2 separate regions of the Homo sapiens genome follow, and region 2 is linked to region 1. A link is a contact called in ENCODE Hi-C or POLR2A ChIA-PET data. All regions are on one chromosome and are shown on one strand. The core of a region is the stretch at or near the end of the contact, and the rest is flanking DNA. Distances in the headings are between cores, read along the strand shown. Region 1 has its middle 14 kb from the start of BSN-DT. Region 2 overlaps BSN (bassoon presynaptic cytomatrix protein).

Evidence for each region. Hi-C counts contacts between places; a loop is a spot of excess contacts on that map. ChIA-PET counts read pairs that join two places held with the same protein, here RNA polymerase II (POLR2A). Pooled maps may share reads with other maps.
Region 2: a map of GM11168 shows a loop between it and region 1 (2.2-fold over the local background). The contact joins two enhancer-like sites. A Hi-C loop is called at or near these places in 1 of 168 maps with a recorded cell type or tissue (GM11168) and 3 of 50 pooled maps. POLR2A ChIA-PET finds 5 or more read pairs at or near these places in 5 of 52 experiments (BJ, MCF 10A, SK-N-SH and 2 more).

Annotation. Positions count from the first base shown.
Region 1 is chr3:49,538,572-49,541,724 of GRCh38, reverse strand. No RefSeq gene overlaps it. Among named protein-coding and RNA genes, the nearest start is that of BSN-DT, 14 kb to the left of the region's middle. RefSeq lists a silencer at 1,533-1,762. Within about 2 kb of position 1,869, at least 24 of the 41 ENCODE cell types and tissues checked have a DNase peak (open chromatin) inside an H3K27ac peak, as active enhancers do.
Region 2 is chr3:49,637,003-49,639,873 of GRCh38, reverse strand. The region is part of intron 2 of BSN (bassoon presynaptic cytomatrix protein); the gene reads right to left. Among named protein-coding and RNA genes, the nearest start is that of APEH, 36 kb to the left of the region's middle. RefSeq lists enhancers at 683-1,182, 1,183-1,684. Within about 2 kb of position 1,278, at least 3 of the 41 ENCODE cell types and tissues checked have a DNase peak (open chromatin) inside an H3K27ac peak, as active enhancers do.

The DNA of each region.
Region 1 (3,153 bases), core at 620-3,119:
ATACTCCATCTCAAAAAAAAAAAAAGATTGTTTGGGCTGGGCATTGTGGCTCACGCCTGTAATCTCAACACTTTGGGAGGCCAAGGCGGGCAGATCACCTGAGGTCAGGAGTTTGAGACCAGCCTGGCCAACATGGCGAAACCCCATCTCTACTAAAAATACAAAAAACTAGCTGGGTGTGGTGGTACACACCTGTAATCCCAGCTACTAGGGAGACTGAGGCAAAAGAATCTCTTGACCCTGGAAGGCAGAGGTTGCAGTGAGCTGAGATTGTACCACTGCACTCCAGCCTGGATGACAGAGCGAGACTCCGCCTCAAAAAAAAAAAAAAGAAAAAAAAAAAACGATTGCATTGAAGTTGGGGCTTGAAAGTGCCACTTTCCGGCCAGTAACTCAGTAACTGACATTATCCAGTTTGTACTGTGGCCAGGCCACGGTGCAGAAGAAAATTAACTGTTTAGGTTTTATAATGTCAGTAAGTCCCAACTGAACGTTGATTTTGTTGTTTTTGTTTTTGTTTTTGTATGACAGAGTTTCGCCCAGGCTAGAATGCAGTGGCGAGATCTCGGCTCACTGCAACCTCCACCTCCCGGGTTCAAGCGGTTCTTCTGCCCCAGCCTCTCGAGTAGCTGGGACTACAGGTGTGCACCACCACACCTGGCTAGTTTTTGCATTTTTAGTAGAGACGGGGTTTCACCATGTTGGCCAGGCTGGTCTTGAACTCCTAACCTCAGGTGATCCACCCGCCTTGGCCTCCCAAAGTGCTGGGATTACAGGCGTGAGCCGCTAGGCCCGGCCTCTCTCAAGACCTTTTGCAACGGAAGTGGGAAGTGATCCTAGACTACTGGCTCCAATTCCCTAGAAAGGGAGCTGGTCTGGCGTGAGCTCTGGACCATTTTGGCAGGCTCCAAACTTGGTTTTGCCCTCTATAGCCTAAGGATGCGACACCATGCGGACAGAAGACAACAGCACCCTCAGCCCTGGCCCTGGCCAGCTCCCAACTGGATGTCCCTGCTGTTCCAATGCATGCCTAGAGCTGTGAAGACTGCTTTGGGAAAGGTGTTTCCTGGGGTTTCAGGGTACCCCCACTCAGGGAAAGAGTAAGTCGCCAGCAGCCTCATCCCACGTCTGCTTCTAGTGCCAAGCAGGGGGACCCAATCACACAAGTGGAGGCACCTCATCTCCATCCAGTACCCTCCCAGATCTCACAGTACCCTATCAGGCTACCCCCTTTAGGCGGTGCCCTCAGGAGCTCTCTGGCTGGAGGAAGGAGAGACAGAGAGGCCCTGCAAGCGCTGAGCTCTATCTATACCGTGTGCAGGTCCCGCGCTGGCTCCGCGGGGCACGGGGCCTGGAGGCAGGCAAACGCTAAGGCGAGGGAGTACGCACAGGAGGGCTCCTTATTGGTTCCCCACCTCTGAATTAAAGGTTTGCTGACTGGGGTCTCGGTAGCGGAAGCCTGGGCCCCAGACTCGCCCCTCTTATTGCCTGCTCGCTTCCCTTGCCTAGGGAGAAGGGCACTGGCGAATCACAGGCTCCCCAGTTGCAGCTACACTCGCCCCGATGCCCTCAGGGACTGTGCGGCAGTGGTGGAGAGAAGACAAGTCTAGTTACACCACCAGCTAGCGGCCGCGCTCGGACTGGCTCCCCGCGGTTGGGCTACTCGCGGGCTTCGCCCCGCCCGCCCGCCGGCCCCACGGCCTTAGCCCTGCCCACAGCCCCGCTCGGCCCCGCGCTGCCGGAGATTTTCGTCCGCTCCCGAGCGGCCTCAGCTCGACCCACGGCCGGCCTCCGGAGGCTAGCGCTTTCCGGGAGCTGGCGGCGTTATTAGCCCCGCCCACAGCCCGACTCTTCAGCCCCGCCCACCGCTGGCGACTTAATCCTCTGGCGCCACCTCCTGGGAGGCCGCGGACACTGTCTCCCTCTTCGGCCCAGAGCTGCTCCTGGCAGTCCACTCTGCTGGGCTCACCTGGGGGGCATCTGGAGCCACTACCAAGGTTGGGAGCTCTCCCTATCCCCAGCCCGAACCTGCCCAAGGCCCTGCGTCTCGCCACACGGAGCCTTCACAGGGACATGGACAGAACAATTCGTCTGACCCGAACTGAGACTCTAGGATAATCGCCACCAAAACTGGGGGTAGTGGGGCTAACCAGGGCCCCAGCAACCCGGTCTTCATGCTGCCCATGCCCTAGGCTGTCCTTAGGAGGGCCCCTCCTGCAGGAGCACCCGAACTCCAGCTGATGGGAGCCCCCACTTTGAACCTCTTGCCGAACCTCCTCTAGATCTTCTAGGGTCCCCACAGGGAAATGGTACCCAGCATTTCTCCATAGGTGCTTCAAATAATTCTTTGCTGCTCTACAACAGGAACAGAATTTCATCATCAGAATTAAACCTGGCCGGGCACGGTAGCTCACGCCTGTAATCCCAGCACTTTGGGAGGCCGAGGTGAGTGGATCACCTGAGGTCAGGAGTTCAACACCAGCCTGGCCAACATGGTGAAACCTTGTCTCTACTAAAAATACAAAAATTAGCCGGCCGTGGTGGCGGATGCCTGTAATCCCAGCTACTCCAGAGGTTGAGGCAGGAGGATCGCTTGAATCCGGGAAGTGGAGGTTGCAGTGAGCCGAGATGGTGCCACTGCACTCCAGCCTGGCCGACAGAGCAAGACGCTGTCTCAAAATAATAATAGTAGTAGTAGTAATAATAATAATAATAATAATAATAATAATAATAATAATAATAAAACCTAAAGTGTTTGGGTCATATTTAGAACTGAACACGCCTCACACTAGCCACAAGACCCAGACCAATAACTCCCTTGCCCTCTCTGGGCCTCAGTGACTTTGCCTCAAGGTAGTTGTGAGGAAGGTGAGCAAAACAGGGAAAGAGTCACCAATGGATTTGGATTTTTAAGATATTGAAATCCCAGGCCAGGCGCGGTGGCTCACGCCTGTAATCCCAGCACTTTGGGAGGCCAAGGCAGGCGGATCACAAGGTCAGGAGATCGAGACCATCCTGGCTAAAACGGTGAAACCCCGTCTCTACTAAAAATACAAAAAAATTAGCCGGGCGTGGTGGCGGGCACCTGTAGTCCCAGCTACTCGGGAGGCTGAGACAGGAGAATGGCATGAACCCAGGAGGTGGAGCTTGCAG
Region 2 (2,871 bases), core at 29-2,528, 99 kb before region 1:
AGGGCATGTTCACAGGCATTCTCTCATTTTGTCCTCACAGGAGAGAAAACCAAGATCTGAGATGTTTTAGCAATGTGTTCTCAATGGTTCCCTGGCTAGGAAGTGTTGCTGCTGGCAAGATCAGCCCTGACAGCTCTGCGTAGCTCCTAAACCACAGCCTGGACAGCCTGGAGCCTGGTGCCTTCTGTAGTCCTGCCTCTTCCAAAGGCCAAGTCAGGCTCTAGAAGTCAGCACTGCAAACCCTGGCAGAGCCCCCCAAAGGCCAATCCCAGTTCTAGAAACTCTAAGAACAGTGATGCCGAGGCAGTGAGGTGAGAAGCCATCCCACTAGCTGGGAACAATTAACCCACCCAAATGCTTTTTAAGAAGCAAGGCAGGCCGTGCACCGTGGCTCACGCCTGTAATCCCAGCACTTTGAGAGGCAGAGGCGGGCGGATCATGAGGTCAGGAGATCGAGACCATCCTGGCTAACATGGTGAAACCCCGTCTCTACTAAAAATAGAAAAAATTAGCCGGGTGTGGTGGCACATGCCTGTAGTCCCAGCTACTTGGGAGGCTGAGACAGGAGAATCGCTTGAACCTGGGAGGCAGAGGTTGTAGTGAGCCGAGATCATGCCACTGCACTCCAGCCTGGGCAACAGAGCGAGACTCTGTCTCAAAAAAAAAAAAAAAAAGAAAAAGAAAGAAAGAAGCAAGGCAGCTTTGTCTATGTTTGGGTAGAGAAAGCCAGAGAGAAAACAATTTCAGTCCCTGAACCCAGTCTAAAGACCTCTTTAGAAAGGTCATTCTTGGGAGGGAGGGGCTTATTCCCATCAAAGTGAGAGTTCCCCAGAGCAGGCCATTTCTACTCATCCAGAGAGGGACCCTGGAAGGGGATTACTCCTCAGAGGGGAAGCTCAGCCTCTGGCCCAGGGTGGCAGCCACAAATTCAGTTCTTCCCGTGGGTGCCCAGCCCACACCCAACGTCCCATCTCTCTCATTCACCTGGGCACTGCAGCATGCCCTGAGGTGAGACTTCTTCCTGGGAAAGGGAATTTAGGAGGTAAGGCTTCTTATCCTGCAACTTTGGGGTGACTGTCCCTGGGGTTCTGAATCAGGCTGAACAAAGGCACGTGCCAAACCGCCTGCACTCACCGCCAGAACTTTCCTTTCCCCAGCCCCTGTCATCCAGGCTGTGGCACAGGCATCTCACCTAAAATAGAACTTCTCCAAGAAAAGGCTGAAACGCCCCTCAGTGACTCATCGCCCAGATGGGTGCAGCTATTTCTATCCAGCCTCTTCCAGACGGTAAGGAACCTTGACCGCACCCTCCCCACAGCCCCTCCCAGGCTCAGGCCCAGCATGCAAGGCCTCCTAAGGAGGACACTGGCTGAGGGAGCTCTCTGAGGCCAGCAATACATCCCCCTCTCTGCCTCCCCGACAGATCCCCAGCAGTTTCCTGGGAGGAGCCCAACCTCAGTCTCTTCCTCCATACTGCAAGGCCCCTATCCCCACACTCAGGGGGATGGAGGCTGTCCACGGGGTAGGGAGAGAGATGATGGCTGTGCACCCCAACCCACCCGCCCACCCAGCCTGGGTATACATGAATAGTTCTGTGGCAGACTCCACTGGCCTGAGTGCCAGTACAGTTAGAGCCTTCCTTAGCTGCACACAGTGATGCCTCCTCATCAAGAGGTTGAACCCAGAAGGCTCCCTGTGGCTCCTAGGCCCTCTCCAAGCTGGCTCTCCATCAGAATCAGAGGGACTATCCTTTTACCAGTGTGACAAGAAGCCTCAGCTAGGGTTCTGCTGTCTAATACCTCCAAGATCCTGATCTGGCACATGGGCAGGAGATGTGCAGGCTACCAGCCACGAGCCTCGTGTCTCAGGAGCCTTCCTGGGGCTACCCTAAGGTGGACAGCTCTGTCAGACATTAGCTTTGAATGAGCTGACTCTTCTTGCTAGCAAGGAAGCCCATCTTGCCATCTCCAAGGACTGGTAGGGACCTCCATGGAAGCCCGTGCACCCCGACCCAGTGGGGGCCTAAGTGGCAGTAAGGATGGGAAGGCTCAGTGCAGTACAAGGTCAAGAGGTGGTTTAAGAGGTGGGGGAAGCAGAAGCTGCAGGAAGCCTTCCTACAGGCTTTGCAGGGAGCCACTGCCACCTGTCTGCTAGGGACTTGGAAACATAGGACCCTGTGGGCTCTGTAGCTCTGAGAGGACTTTCTCCCTGAGAAGAGTCTTTTTTAGCTGCTTCCTTACTCAAACTATTCAGTGTGCAGAAGGGCAGCTAAGGTGGCACTGGCCAAGGATCCAGAGGCTTGGGGCCCAAGCTGGAGGCTGTATGAACTCTAAGTTGAATGAGCAGCTGTGATCTGTCTGCAATGGTCACTCCCTGGTAATTCCTCCACTGGGCTCTGGAGCAAGGAGGGCAGTTCTGGGAAGAGCTTCTACATCTTCCCTGCAGGAACACTGGCTGCACAGAGTGTCTCAGCCCTCAAGGGTGGGACTCAGCCTTGCTTGCCATATCTGGCCCCAAAGGATGCTCACAGGGTGGAGTCTACCTCACGGTCACCTCCATGGCTGTCAGGAAGCTCTGAGAGCCCCCCGAAGTCACATGTTCTCTTCCCACTCGCCTCCTCTCACCCCCCCAGCAGCAAGGAAAAGGAAGGTTGCAGACGTCACTCAGCCTTCTTCCTGTGGAGAGCCCCAGCCCTACCAGGGAGAGCAGGCATTCAGTGTTTCAGATCACTCAGCACTGACATCACGCCTGATGCCGCATTTATGCTTTCCATTTTGGTACAAGTTGAAACATCACAGAAACAGCTCATAAAGGAGCCCTCCCTGCAGGTGCCAAATCTAGAGGTTCCTGGGAGGGCCCCACTGGCCAGTG